2 separate regions of the Homo sapiens genome follow, and region 2 is linked to region 1. A link is a loop called in an ENCODE intact Hi-C map of the cell type or tissue named here. Cell type or tissue: ascending aorta. All regions are shown on one strand.

Region 1 (8,000 bases):
ATGCTACTACATTGTTTTTTTTTTTTTGACAGGGTCTCACTCTGTGTCACCCAGGCTGGAATGCAGTGGTGCGATCACAGCTCACTGTAGCCTTGACTTCCCAGGCTAAAGCGATAATCCCTACCCCAGCCTCCAGAGTAGCCGGTACCACACCTGACTATTTTTAAAAGAAATTTTTTAGAGATGGAGTCCACTTATTGCCCAGGCTGATCTCAAATGCCTGGGCTCAAGCAATCCTTCCACCTTCCCCTCAGAAACTGCTGGAGATTACAGGTGTGAACCACTGAGCCCAGACACTACTACATTTGGGAGTAGATTATTATGCAGTAATAAAAATAAGACCACACTATACTATTCATATCACTCCTGTCTTTTGGTACAACACAGATATTATGCTTTCTGGGAAGAGGTGTTCTACCATTGATAGTAACTAACATTTATTGAGGGCTTACTGTGTGCCTGGTACTGTGCCAACTGCTTTCCAGGGATGTGTTCATTTATCCCTCACCATAGCATTATGAAGTGGGTACTATTTTATTTATATTTTAGAGATGTGGAAACAGAAGCCTAAATAATTTTCCCAAGGGCAAGTAACAACAAGTTGGTAAGCCTGAATTTCAACTCTGGTCTCTGAGGCACATAATGAGTATTCACAAAATGATTGCTTTGGGCATTACAGTGGTAGGGATGGCTTTCATTTCTGGTGACTTGGTAGAACATTGACCATGAGACAATAGATCAGAGAAGTTTCCATCCTCTACTTCTCAAAAATACCACCCCCTTTCCTACTTCTCATATGAAACTGACCAGGTTTTGCCAGAGAAACGATGTGGCATCAGTTCTTCCCCAGGTGGGGTGAGGCTTCCTAGAGAAATCCAAGAGAAAAGGCCCTCTATGTTTCTGTCACCAGGAGGGAAAATTCTCTGCAGAGGCATAATGAACAGGTATACAATTTCCTAACATGGTGAGTCCCCTCAGAACTGAGAGAGTGCCCCCACATCTGAGGGTGCTGGATGATTGGGACTGAGCAGGTCTGGAAATGGGTAGAAGACCCTCATGCCTCTTCTCCTCCACCCCCACCTTACATCCATAACTTAAGTGAGCATGACCAGAAAGCCACTAATAACAACATCTCCACCAGCTCTATTTACCCAGCTGTGTATCTCAGGATCTGTCTCTGACATTTTTAATACTCTCTCATTTCTCTGTCCTCCAGGGATTCATTTGAAGAAGCCCACAGGGACGGGTGACACTGAGGAAACAAAACCCAGGCCCCCCGGCCTCCGACTGAGCCGTGCAGAGCATGCTGGGAGATCACCTCCACCTGAGGAGCACAAAAGACCCCAGGAGTGGAGGAAGCTGGCCTGAGGCCAACTGGATGTAGCAGACTTGCTGAGCCCAAGGAGGGAGGTCTGGTGATGGAGCCTCGAGTACATATCCTTCCAATCCTAAGGTAAACAGCGCTTGGGGCTTTGGCTACAGGGAGGTTGTGGCCCATTGAAGTGGGTGGTACAAGGCGGGTACAAGGCAGGCCTTCTGATTTTTTTTTTTTAAACTGTCTTATGAATTATACTGTACCTACAGAAAAAACACAACAGGAAACTTAAATGAATGGCTCAAAGAAATTGCAAACGTTTGCCCAGATCAAGACCTAAGATGTTATTAGCTCCTTAGAAGTCTCGCTCCTGCCCTCTCTAAATTGTTATCCTTCATCCATACCTTTCCCCAAAAGTGGCCTCTTTCTGGATTTTTAACAACAGTTTTGTCTGCTTTTTCACTTAATATAAATAAAATGCATTCTTTTGTGGTTGATTTATTTTCCCGAACACTGTGTATGTGAGCTTCCTTTCTGTTGTGTCTGAAGCTTTTGTTTGTTTATCATTGAATGTCATTTTGTTGTATGATGATATGATTATTGATTGATTCTTCTGTTGAGGGGTATTTGATTTATTTGCGGGTTAATGTGAATAGTATCATTATGAATATTCTTTTCCCTCTCTTGGTACACTCATTTCTGTTAGGTATGTACCTAGGAAGGGAATTGCTCAGTTAAAGCATGCATTTATATTTTTATGTATGTCAAAATGTTTTCAAAAGTGTTTGTACCAAATTATATTCTTACCATCAATGTGTAAGAGTTCAGGTTGTTCCACATACTTGGCAGCACTTGGTATTGTCTGTATTTTGAATTTATAGTAGTTCTGGTAATTGGGTAGTAGTATCTCATTGAGGCTGTAACTAGCATTACTATGATTATTATTGAGGCTGACCAACAGTTTATATGTTTGCCATACTTTTGGAGATCTTTTATGAAATGCCTGTTTGAATCTTCTGCCCATTTTTTTAAAATTGGGTTATCTCTCTTTTTCTTACTGATTTCTGAAGCTGTTTACATATTCTGAAAATGAGCCTTTACTAGGTGATAAGTGTTGCAAGTATCTTTTTCTTTTCTGTTACTTGACTTTTCACTGTTTTAATAGTGTGTCTTTGTGAACAGAAATTCGTATTTTATATACACATACACACACACACACACACACACACACACACACACACACACACATATATTTCCTTTAAATTTGATTTTTGGGGACTGTCTTTTGTTTTTGTTTAAGAAATCATTCCCTGCCTGAATAAAAATTAAAAAAAAAAACTCTCCTATAGTGTTTTCTAGAAGCTTTATTGTTTTTACTTCCATATTTAGATATACAATATATCATTTTGTTCTTTGATTTTTCTCGCATCATACAGCCTTCTTTTCTGTTCCTGGGATACCCCTAAATCCCATGTCAGAAAAGACGTGCAGCTTTATGACTTAGCAAAAGTGATAGCAACAACACAATCATAATAACCGAGATGCGTGCAAGACCTTGTGACACACATTTCCATCCATTAACTGATTTAATTCTTTCATATCAGCCCTTGGAAACTGTTGAAGTGAGCATCATAATGCCCATTTTAAAGATGGAAAGAGTGAGCCTTAGAGAAAAGTAACTTGCCCAAGTTCACATAGCTGATAAATAGCAGAACAAGGAGATTCAAATATAGATCTGCCTGGTTTCAAAATATATTCTCCTTTTATCGCCTGGTGTTGATTAAGATGACTTGAGGTTACTAAGTCCCTGTTACTCACAGTTTTGTGTAAGATTTTCCAAGAATCTCACAGGAATTTTGTGTGCAGCCAAAAAATTCCTGGTATTTCCCATGATGTCATTGGACTGAGATATAGAATAGGTTTCTTTTCATGTAATCTGCAGAGCAGAGGTGCACCAGAGAGTTGGGTCATCAGAGGGTTAACATTTTGACTTGCCTAGGGAAATAAGAGTTTCTTTACCTCTGGTCCTCCCTCATCCTCTGGGAAGCCTCGGATGCTGTTTTACAGCCTGGCTGATCTTACGGTAAATGATACAAGCAGCAGCTTTTAAAAATCCGAGTTGCTGCTTCGAGTATTAGAAATGCCTCTAGAGTTTGGTAGTTAAAGCCAAAGCAGATGGATAAACACTAGTAGCTGCCGAAGGTGGTGCATGATGTCAATGGAGAACAGGCAAGGCAGGTCTTTCGTAGGGGACAGCCGTTGTTTGACCTGGCAGCGCCCTCACTTCTTCAGGGACTGGTGATCCTTTGATAAATTGCTCCTGCCTCCTCTCTAAACATATGGTTTGAATAGAGGCTGTCCATGCTAGCTCCCCACCCTCTTGGGCTGGGTGATGGGTACAGCATTGGACACACCATCCAACAGAGCCAATGAGGTGCCTTCCCTGGGATTTTTCCAACCAAAGCAGGAAAGAAAGTCTGTTCCTATTTTGATACATCTCTGAGGAACACTTCCCAGGCAATAAATATCTATGAAATGAATGAATGAATCCCCATTGCCAAGTGAACTCTCAGAGGGTATCTCTGTTCATAGTGAGAATTTATCATGCTTTTGGATAAGTACGTGAATAAATTAGGAGAGCATGCGTGTGTTCATAAACGGGGATGTAAGAGAGTAAGTGAATAAATAAACAAGTGAATATATACTCTGCAATTCTGATTGTTTATATTTCTCATACTGATAGACATTTGCATTCCAAAGAGATCCACTTTGTTCCAGTTATCTTTGCTGTGTAACAAAGTGTCCAAAAACTTAATGGTATAAACAACCATTTCATTAGGTAACAGATTCTGTGACTCAGAAGTTTTGATAGAAGGTGCAGACAGGTGTTCTCTGCTCCAAGATGTCTAAGGTCTAATCTGGACATAATTCAATGGCTGGGATATGTAGGTGCTAAGCGAAGGGATTTCTAGGTGATCCCAGCTCCCAGGACCTGTTAAATCCTAAACCAGACCATGGCACTCCTCTGTTCAAAACGAACAGCTCACTCCAACCTCGTGACCTTTGCACTACAGCCCCCTCTGCTTGGAATTCTCTGCTACAGAAATCTGCAAGGCAGATTTACTTACAGGAACTGGGATCACTTAAAAATGCCATCGCTTAGCACTTACATATGGCCTCTCCATGTGGCCTGGGCTTCCTCTTAGTGTGGCAGCCTCAGGGTTAGTTGGAACTCTTACATGGTGTTTTGAGGTTCTAGCATAAGTGTCTTAGTGGACAGGGCAGAAGCGGTATTGCTTTTTATGAAGTTGCACAATATAACTTTTGCCATACTCTATTAGACTCTACTGGTCAAAACCTTAGAAGTTACACAATATAATTTCTGCCATACTCTATTAGACTCTACTGGTCGAAACAGTCACAGCCCACCCAGGTCTAAAGGATGGGAACACAAACCCCAACCGCTGGATGGGAGGGTGCAAGGTCATATTGTAGAAGAGCATATAGAATGGAAAATATTGTTGTGTTCGGAAAACAATCAGCCACATGATTTAAATCAAATCAATTGGTCTCTGGGGGAGTTTTTAGTTTTAGGAAGATATTTCTCAGGACTCCTGAAGTCAAAGCTTTAAGATGACCTCTTAGAGGATCTGTATATACCCTAGCACTGTCTAGAGCAAAGTATTCCACCAGGATTCACCAATGGAAATAAGACATAGTGGGTCGAAAATGGCCCCCAACTATGTCCACATCCTAATCCCCGAAACCTGTGACTGTGTTATCTTACATGACAAAAGAGCCTTTGTGTGTGTGATGAAGATAAGAACCTTGAGATAGGAAGAGGATAAGAGAGAAGCAGAAGTGTCAGAGTCAGAGAAGGAGATGTGATGCTGGAAAGAGGGCTGAGAGAGATGAGAAAAATGCTACACTGCTGGCTTTGAAAATCAAGAAAAAGTCCACAAGCCAAGGAAAGTGAGAGGACCCAAGAAACTGGAAATGGCAAAAAGTGGATTCTCCCCTAGAGCCTCCAGAGTGGCTGCAGTCATGCCAATGCCTTGATTTTTAGCCCGGTGTAACCCACTTTCAGATTTCTGACTTCCAGAACTTGTAAGATAATAAAATTTTGTGGTCGTATGCAAATAAGCCTGTGATTAGTTGTCACAGCAGCCACAGAAGACAGACACATACAAGAAAAACCCTTCAGCTTGCTGCCTGGGTTTGACTCTTAGACTTGATGCCCTCAGAACTTGGAAGACTGCAGGTTGATTGCTCACTGGTTGCTCACTTTTAGGCAGTCTGCCTTATGAAATAAGCTACAATGGATTCTAAAGCTTTACTGAAGTATGTCTAAGGAGAAAAGATTTACAAGGGACCTCAACGTTTTTTTCTCAATCCTTCATCACTGAAGTGCTTTAGAATCTTGCTCCTCAAAGTGTGGTCCCTAACCAGTAGCCGCCAGTGTCATCTCGAAGCCAGGTAAAATGAGGAATCTCAAGGTAGACCCCAGAGCCACTGAATCAGAATCTACATTTTAATAAGATCCCCCCAGAGATGTATGTGCACATTAAAGTTGGAGACACTATTTTAGAGATCTTATTGCGTCACCCCATCTTTCCAGAAGTCTCCAGAGTAAAGGTGAGTGTGGTTGTTTCCTTCTTTAAAATAAAAGAAGTGGCCTCGAATTTGAGCAGGCATGTCAAAACAGAACTAATGTCCCCAGCTACTGATGCAGGGAGTCCAATTCATGATACGTGTGGGGCTGATCGTTGCCACTTAATGCTGCTTCTAGGCTGAGCAGAGGACAGACACCTGTGTGCTTTCCTCAGCAAGTATGTACAAAGCAAAGTTTGCAATGTTTTAGGAATGAGGCCAGAGATTTCACCCAGCTGAGGAGCAACGCTCTCTCAAGGATAGATAAACCAAAGAGTTCTCCTCATGTTTCCTTCAAAATGGTCGTAATTTAATTTCTGTCCAATATTGCCTGGGTAGCATTGCAGACTCTCAGAAGCTGGTATTTTGTTTTGTTTGAAAGTCATGCTGTTGGGCTGTTTCAACTTAAATTCTCCCTAAGTAAAACTGTATAAATGCCACGTTTCTAAGTGTGCAAACCCCCAGAAACACACATATGGGGTGTACCAGAAATGTGGTTGGGGAAGAGACAGGCAGTAGACTGTGGCAAGAGAAAAAAAGTAGCCTCAAGACTTTTTAGGCCAAGATACTTTGGGTAGATCCTCGGTCGAATTCTGTGTTGAATCCAGGCCCAGTGATTCTCTTTTCCAGAAATGAAGTCAGACTTAGAACTACCTAAGAGGAGAAGGAAAATGTTGAGGAACTGAAAAGGAATTCTTGAGAATGAGAAAATGACAGCATCAAAAGAAAGGGGAAAATCACTCTTTTGCCTGGGGAGGTAAATTGCTTCCATTTTCCTTTTTTTTTTTTTTTAATTTTATTTCCTTTGGTGATGTTTCAGGGTAGCAGAAGATTTTGACATCTAAGGCTCAGAACTAAATATAGGGGCTTTCTTAAAGATGTGTGGAACTCCGATGGTTGGATTTTTCACATTGGGTTTTCTTTAATCACGCTAAGACTCTTTTAGGGGCTGAGTTTCTGCATGATCTATTATTGTTCAGAGTAAGGGAAGAAGGATGGTTTGATTTAGAAGTGGTTAAAAAATGAATTTTAAAAAACAGTATCATGTTAACAATCAATACAGAATTGTGTCTAACCAATTACACAAACAACTAACCAAAGCCAATTACCATAAAGCTTAGTATGTAAATATACAAACTCCTCAAGATGGCAGGATTACAAGTAAGTTGAAAAATGTAAGAGAATGGGGGACAGACTCTTAAGAGTCTCTGGCAGGCACTGTGCTGGGGTTTTGCACACATTGTCTTCCTTTATCCTCACTACATTCTTACCATGTGTGTTGTTGTATTCCAATTTTACTGATGAACTGAGCTGAAATTAACTGAAGCTTATTTCTTTGTGTTCACAAAGATGAAGTATGAAGTTGAGAATATAAGTTAGATCTGTGACTTGGGCTTTCTGGTTTCTATGGAGCCTCTCCTTGTTGACCCATTTTACAGATAAAGAAACTGAGGATCTGCAATGGAATCATCCAGCATTATCCAGCTTTTTTTTTTTTTTTGATGGAGTCTCGCTCTGTCGCCCAGGCTGAAGTGCAGTGGCACAATTTTGGCTCACTACGATCTCTGCCTCCTGTGTTCAAGCAATTCTCCTGCCTCAGCCCCCTGAGCAGCCCCCTACAGGAGCGTGCCACTATGCCTGGATAATTTTTTGTATTTTTAGTAGAGATGGGGTTTCACCGTGTTAGCCAGGATTGTCTCCATCTCCTGACCTCGTGATCTGCCCGCCTTGGCCTCCCAAAGTGCTGGGATTACAGGCATAAGCCACTGTGCCCAGCCTCATCCAGCTTTTAACAATGTTGGGCTTCAAACTGAGGAATCTCTGTTGTCAATATTAGACCTTGAGGTGGATTAAAATTGCCCATATGAAGGAAGTTCTTTATGGTGATGAAATAGTTCCACATCTTGACTGTGATGATGGTTACCTGTGTTTACATGTGATAAAATTTCATGGAACTCTGCATACGATACACACACACACAATTACATGTAAAAACTGGTGAAGTCTGAATATGGTCTGTTCCTGAGTTAAAAAG
Region 2 (8,000 bases), 77 kb after region 1:
GTAATACCAGCCATTTAGTCCATCACTAAAGAACCAAGGGTTTTGGGGATTTAACCATGTTAAGCCAGTATTTTTTATGTTATTAACTGAAGAAAAATGGGTACCATTTAAATACTTTTTAAGATTAGGAAGCCAAAAGAAGTCAGAAGAAACCAAATATGGACTGGAAGGTGGATGCCTAATAATTTTCCATTCAAACTCTTGCAAAAGTGCACTTGTTTGATGAGAGGAATGAACAGGAGTGTTGTTGAAGTGGAGAAGGACTTTCTGGTGATGGTTTCCCAGGTGTTTCTCTGCTAAAGCTTTAACTAACATTCTCATAATAAGCAGATATTATAATTCTTAGGCCCTCCAGAAAGTTAACAAGCAAATGCCTTGAGCATCCCAGAAAACTGTTGCCATGACCTTGCTCTTGACTGCTCTGCTTTTGCTTTTACTGGACCATTTCCACCTCTTGGTTGCTATTGCTTTGATTGTTCTTTGTCTTCAGGATTATAATAGTAAAGCCATGTTTCATCTCCTGTTACAATTCTTCAAAGAAATGTTTCAGAACCTTAATTCTACTTGTCCAAAATTTTCATTGAAAGCTCTGCTCTTGTCTGCAGCAGGTCTGGATGCAGCTGATGGTGTTGGTGCCATTGAGTAGAAAGTTTGCTCAACTTTAATTTTTCAGTTGAAATTGCATAAACTGAGCCAACTGAGATGTCTGTGATGTTGGCTATTGTCTCTGCTGTTAGTCATTGATCCTTTTCAATTAGGTCACACACAAGATTAATTTTTTCCTTACAAATCACTGTGGATGGTCTGCCACCGTGGGCTTCATCATCAACAGTGTCTCGTCCTTTCTTATAGTGAGTTATCCATTTGCAAACAGCTGATGTCTTTGGGGCATCATCCCCATAAATTTTTCATAAAACATCGATGATTTTGCCATTCTTCTACCCAAGCTTTACCATACATTTGATGTTTGTCTTTGCTTCAATTTTAGTAGAATTCATGTTGCTTTGATAAGGACTATTCTCAAACTGATGTCTTATCCTTCCTAGTGCCTCCAACTAGATCCTGTTGAGACATGTTGTAACAAGTTAGTATAAGTTTATTTCCATGTAAAAAATTTTGAAATCCATGCCTAGTTTTTTTTGTAATACACATCTTCTGTGAACATTTTGAATTCCTTTTGTACTTGGCCATTTGTAAATCATTGGAGAAATGTTCATTCAAATACTTTTCCCATTTTAAAATTAGGTTATTTGTATTTTTGCCATTGAGTTGTAAGAGGTTCTTGTATATTTTGTGTATTAACCCCTATCAGATAAACAGTTTGCAAATATTTTCTCCCATCCCATAGGTTGTTTTTTCACTCTGTTGATTATTTCCCTTGTGCTGCAGAAGCTTTCAATTTGATGTAGTCCCACTAGTAACTTTTTGCTTTTGTTGTGTATGCTTTTGATGTCATATCCGAGAAATCATTGCCTAGATTGAAACTTCTCAACCAAGAAAAGCCTAGCACCAGATGGCTTCACTGGTGAATTCTAGCAAACATTTAAAGAAGAATTGATGCCAATATATTTCAAGCTCTTCCAAAAAATTGAAGAGGAAGAAACCCTTCCAAACATATTTTATGAGGCCAGAATTACCCTGTTACTAATGCCAAAGATACTATAAGAAAAAAAACTACAGGCTAATATCCTTGATGAACACAGATGCAAAAATTCATAACAAAATACTAGCAAATCAAATTCAACAGCACATTAAAATATCATACACCCTGAAAAGTGAGATTTATCCCTGGGATGCAAGGATGGTTCAACATATACAGAGCAATGAATATAATATCCCATATTAAGAGAATGAAGGTTAATAAGCATATAATCATCTTAGTAGATGCAGCAAAAGCATTTGACAGAATTCAACACCATTTTACGACAAAAACTTTCAGCAAATTAAGTGTAGAAGAAACTTACCTCAGAACGCTGAAGACTGTATATGAAAAGCCCACAGCTAACATCATACTCAGTGGTGAAAAACTGAAAGTGTTTCCTTTAAGATCAGGAACAAGACAACGATGCTCACTCTAGCTACTTCTATTAAGGATGGTAGTAGAAGCCAGAGCAATTAGGGAAAAAATGAGATATTTAAAAAGACATTCAGATCGGAAAAAAAGTAAAATTGTCTCTATTTGCAGATGGCATAATCTAAAGACTCCACCAAAAAAGTGTTAGAACTAATAAATGAATTTAGTAAAGTCACAGGACACAAAATCATCATTTAAAAATCAGTTGCACCAGGCATGGTGGCTCACCCAACATTTTTGGAGGCTGAGGTAGGAATATAGCTTGAGTTCAGGTTTTGAGACCAGCCTGAGAAACATAGCGAGACTCTATCACTACAAAAATAAATAATAAAAAAAAACAAATTAGTCAGGCATGGTGGCACACAACTGTAGTCTCAGCTACTCAGGAAGCTGAGGTGGGAGGATTGCTTGATCCTAGGTCGAAGCTACAGTAAGCCATGATTGGTCCACTGCACTCTAGCCTGGATGACAAAGTGAGACCCTCTCTCTCTCAAAAAAAAAAAAAAAGAAAAATCAGCTGCATTTCCATACACTAAAAATAAACTATTGGCAAAAAATAAAGAAAGTGACCTTATTTACAACAGCATCAAAAAGATAAACATGCAAAAACAATTATGTTTCTACAAACTACCAATGAACACATGGACACAAAGATTAAAAAGTACAATACCATTTACAACAGCATAGCTACAAATCTGATAAAGCATATACAGGACTAAATGATACAGATATACTAAAAAATGCAATATGCCAATGAAAGAAATCAAAGAAGGTCTAAATAAAAGGAGAGACATACTGTATTAAAAAAATAAGATACTTAGAAACAAATTTAACTGTAAAGGCACATTGGTACAGTGAAAAGTACAAAACATTGATGAAAGCAATGAAAAATGACACAAATAAATGGAAAGAAGTTCATGTCATGGATTTGAAGACTTAATATTGTTAAAATATCTACACTACCCAAAGTAAATTTGTAGATTCAATGCTATCCCCAACAAAATCCCAGTGACTTTTTTTGTATAGAAATAGAAAATGTTCTCTTTTCTTTGTTTCTACCAGGGTTGAAGAGAGACCTTTTGGGAGGAGTTTAAAGGGGGAATGTCCTTGAGTATGTGGAAGAAAATTGAGGAAGGTAAAGTGTTCACTGGAAGTAACATGGGGTGAGCCATGAAATGCATCCTCAATAACATCCTTTGATAGACTCAGATAAAGAATGAAATTCCTTTTCATTTCATTGATTGGCTGTTTGATATGGTTTTGCTGTGTCCCTGCCCAAATCTCATCTTGAATTGTAGTTCCCATAATCCTCATGTGTCGTGGGAGGGACCTGGAGGGAGGTAATTGAAACATGGGGACAGTTACCTCCATGCTGTTCTCCTGATAGTGAATGAGTTCTCACGAGATCTGATGGTTTTATAAGGGGCTTCCCCCTGACCCCTATTTTGCTCATTCTTCTCCTTGCTGCTTCCATGTGAAGAAGGACGTGTTTTCTTCCCCTTCTGCCATGATTGTAAGTTTCCTGAGGCCTCCCCAGCCATGCTGGGGAGTCAATTAAACTGTGAGTCAATTAAACCTCTCTCCTTTATAAATTACCCACTCTCAGGTATGTCTTTATTAGCAGCATGAGAACAGACTAATACACTGTTGAAGGACACTTTTTGAATGCTTCATCACTCAGAGGTGAAAAATCAAAGGGCAATTATGCTGCATTTATAAACAAGTGTTTTTGCTACATTTCTTTAAAGCTACTCATGATTTAACATTTTAAAAAATCAGCATGGCTATGCCACGACTAGTGAATAAGGAGATGTGAATAATACACATCTTCCATGAACGTTTTGAAGTCATTGAAGCCTTTAGTAATGGACTAGATGGCTGGTATTATTGTTTGCATAATCCGCATATTTGGAAGGTCTCAGTTCCTGGGCTACCTTACCCTTGCTCCTAGTCAGTCTGAATCCCGTGCACCCCAGGGGGCTTAGAACAGTGGTTCTCCAACTGGGGTACCTGGACTAACAGCAGCAGCATAACCTGGGAGCTTCTCAGAAATTTACATCCTTGGTCCCCATCCTGAACCTGCTGCATCAGAAGCCGTGGGGGTAGGGCCTGGCAACCTGTGTTATTGTAAGCCCCCCAGGACATTCTGGTAGTCACTCAAGTTTAAGCACCCCTGGCCTTTTCCAAGGTTTTGGTGGCTAAGCTTCTGTTACAAAGCTGCCCCTTTTTCCTGAATTCCCCTCTCTAACCCTGGCCTCACCCTTAATTACATGGCAAAGGTGTGCATGGGGGTTAAGAGTTCAGACTCGGAAGTCAGGGTTCTGGGTTCTAGATTCAGCTGTACCCCAACCAGCTGGGTGACCATGGCCAAGACAGGTAATTTATTTGTATTTTGATTTCTTTACCTGTAAAGGGGGGATGATAATAATAATAGTGTTTGTCTACAATAGTGATTGCAATGATTAAATGAGTTATCACATTAGGGAAATCAAGCAGTGCCTGGCACATAGTAGGTGCTCAAGATATGTTACTGGTTGGGAACAGTGGCTCACACCTGTCATCCCAGCATTTTTGGAGGACAATGGGGGCAGATCACTTGAGGTCAGGAGTTTGAGACCAACCTGGACATCATGGTGAAACCACGACTTTACTAAAAATACAAAGAAAAATTACCTGAGCTTAGTGGCATGCACCGGTAGTCCCAGCTACTCAGGTGGCTGAGCCAGGAGAATCGTTTGAACCCAGGAGGGAAAGGTTGCAGTGAGCCAAGATCGTGCCACTGCATTCCAGCCTGGGTGACAGAGTGAGACTCCATCTCAAAAAAAAAAAAAATGTTACTAATCACAGTTATCAGTCTCCCACCTAGCAAGTAAGTGCCTTAGGTAGAGAACACGTGCTCTGATGGATTTTTGTCTATGCAGTGCCAAGCTGCAGGCTACATACCAAGTAGGCACCCCACTGCATCCCCCTTGGTCATGGTTTGACATCCCTGGCTAAAGTTTAGATCTTGTCCATTGTACTTGTTAAAAAGACAAGGCACTCATTTTTTCTTTTCTTTAATTGAACACTTTGTGAGTGCCAGGCGCTAGGCCAGGCCCTGTGCAAACATTACCTCACATAATCCTCATTGCCAGTCTAGGAAGAAAGGAACGTCCTTACGTAATAGAATAGAGGATAGACTCAGAGAGGCTCAGTGGTTTTCCTGGTGTCAACAGCTGGGTAAATGGCAGAGCCAGGATTATAAAGCAGGTGTGTCTGAACTCAACATAGAGGTTTCCTCTAGAGAAGAAGAAGTGAACTCTGTAAGATAGAGACTGCCTTTTCCTTTACTGGAAATACTCTTATAACCTTTTCTAATTATAATGTGACCTATATTTGTTTAAAACTTCAAACAACATAGAAATATGACATATATGGCAAGTGGACATATTCTAGTAACTCTGCCTACCAAGAATAAACACTTTGGTAATCCAGTAGGCATAAGTCTGATTTTTTAGGTACACATAAAAACACAGACATTCACTGTCTTTCTTAATAAAAAACAAAATCATACTTTACATCTTTTTATACATTGCTATTTTTAACTTAATCTACTGGGAAATCTTTGCATGTCAATACATCCATTTGCTAATGTCACATGGATTGAAAACTAGATCTCCTGGCTCCTCCCAGCTCTGTCCCATTCCAGGACCATTTTCTTTATGCCAATTGCCAATATTTCTCAGCCAAAAGCTGAGATTCTTGGCAGAGTTTTTCACTTGACCCAGTGTACCTTCATGTGTAAATAGGCTGTTCTCTAATTATAATTCATGATGTTTGCATGTAATAGAAGTCCTGGCCGAGAAGTGTTAACTTCATTGGATATCAACCACAGAATTTTTTTCTTCCAAATCACCACCCCCTCCCAAAAATAGAAAAAAGGAAAAGAAATGGCCAGGGCTACAGACAGGCCTTTATTTCTAATACATTGCCTGAGCCCTTGTATTAGGTCATGTTTTCTCTGGCGAGAACTGCCCTTGTATTTTTTTTTTTCCTGTCCGTTTAGTCTATAAATGAAATGGAGTTACTGCCCCTATTAAAATGGAACATTGTGCCCTTAGTTTGCTCTTAACGGGTGGGAAAACCCCATTAAGTGTTTGTGAAATATGTCTTAAATACAGGAATTTTAATCTAGTGGTCTAATAAATCCCTCTCCTCTACTCAAATGAAAGTCTTAGGTTTTCCGGCATCTGTTCAGTTATTTGTTCACCAAAACTTCCTTACAAAAATCTGACCCTGAGAACTGTGAATTAAGGACGTTTCTTCCATTGGGGTTTTTTTTTAAAAAAAGACATCTTTCAAAGTAAGAAGGAACTTTGACAGGTGTATTTCATGGTAAGACACTATTTTTGAAACGTGCCTGGAATTCTTGCTCTTGGAGGGTAAAAGCCATGAAATCTCTGTGACTGCCCCAGGATGTGACAACTCATAATATTCTAAGACCTAAGACTTCGTAAAATTGTAAGTCCATTCCTTTGCCTCAACGTTCGATGGCTTCTAAAAAGTACACTCTCCTTTGGGACCATATTTCACGGGCGTTGGAAAGTTTCTCCTTAGCACATCAAGCTGGATATAAGTAGATTAAATTCATCTCTTCTGCATATTTATGTCTACTTTTTTTTTTTTACGGAAAAGATGTTTATTAGGAAACTCTGAGTATATTTTCTGGTGTAAGTTCTATCTTTATATTGGAAGCAATAGGAGAAGATGTACACTTACATTTTAGGTCAAGGTTTATATTTTTTAGCCCCAACAATTTAATATTTATTTCCTAAAATCAAGGGCATTTCCCTTTATAATAAAAATATAACTATTAAATTCAGAAGAGTAGTATTGACACATTGTTACCCTATAGTTCTCAGATGTCATTCAAGTTTCGCCTATTGTCTCTATGATGTGTTTGTAGGCTGGCACGGTGGCTCACACCTGTAATTCCAACACTTTGGGAGGCTGAGGTGGGAGGGTTGCTTGAGCCTAGGAGTTCAAGACCAGCGTGGGCAACATAGCAAGACCCATCTCCACACATAGTAAAAAGATTAACCAGCTGTGGTGGTGTGCACCTGTAGTCCTAGCTACATGGGAGGTTGAGGAAGGAGGATTGCTTGAGCCCAGGAGGTCGAGGTTGCAACAGTGAGCTGTGATCACACCACTAGGATACCCCATCTCAGAAAGAAAAAAAGTGATGTGTTTGTAGCCAAAGAATCACACGTTACATTTGGTTTTCTTGTTTCTTTTAGCTTCCTTCCAATCCGGAGCAATTCCTCAGTCTTTCCTTGACTTTCCTGTGTGGCCAGTGTGTTTCAGCAGAATGAGGTAGAATATACTTCAAAATAAACAATATCCATGGGGATCCTACCTACACTGTGACTTTCAAAATGGGATGGAAATAGGAAGGGAGCATGTTCCAGCAAACATCTGGGATTGATACTTCTCAAAATGTTCACTTGAAATCCATGGTTGTGATATGATTCATTTCCTCTTGCCTAAGGGGTAGATCTCACTGCTCAGGTATTCATTCACTCACCATCTTCCTTCCTTGCTTTATCCCTTCCTTCCTCCCTTCTTCCTTTCTTCATTCCTTCCTTACCCTTTCCTTCTTTCCCTCCCTTTTTCTTTCTCTATCTTTTCTTTTCTTTCTTCCTTTTCTTTCTTTCTTTCTTTTTCTTCCTTTCTTCATTCCTTCTTTCCTTCCTTCCTTCCCCCCTCCCTCTTTCTTTCTTCTTTTCCTTCCTTCCTTTCTTCTTCATTCCTTTCTTTCTTTCCTCCTTTCTCTTTCTTTCTCTTTCTTTCTTCTTTCTTTTTTCCTTCCTTCCTCCCTCCCTCCCTCCCTACCTACCTCCCCCTCTTTCTTTTCCGTCCTTCCTCCCTCCCTCCGTCCCTCTCTCTT

The links. Peaks named below come from ENCODE experiments on the same cell type or tissue, not always from the same donor. Only the 100,000 strongest peaks of a DNase experiment are listed, where the experiment ranks them.
Region 2: it touches region 1 in a loop (2.9-fold over the local background); 2 of 110 quality-filtered maps call a loop at or near these places.

The regions. Positions count from the first base shown.
Region 1 is chr12:115,400,548-115,408,547 of GRCh38, reverse strand. LOC105370003 (a long non-coding RNA gene) reads left to right here. Exons shown (of 4, transcript XR_945389.3): 3 at 1,217-1,453. Among named protein-coding and RNA genes, the nearest start is that of LINC02463, 480 kb to the left of the region's middle. In ascending aorta, no CTCF peak of the experiment used is centred here; DNase peaks (open chromatin) are centred at 3,332 and 3,557; H3K4me3 peaks cover 634 bases; H3K27ac peaks cover 888 bases.
Region 2 is chr12:115,323,254-115,331,253 of GRCh38, reverse strand. LOC124903082 (a long non-coding RNA gene) reads left to right here. Exons shown (of 11, transcript XR_007063592.1): 5 at 3,137-3,209; 6 at 7,351-7,426. Among named protein-coding and RNA genes, the nearest start is that of LINC02463, 560 kb to the left of the region's middle. In ascending aorta, no CTCF peak of the experiment used is centred here; no DNase peak of the experiment used is centred here; H3K27ac peaks cover 3,771 bases.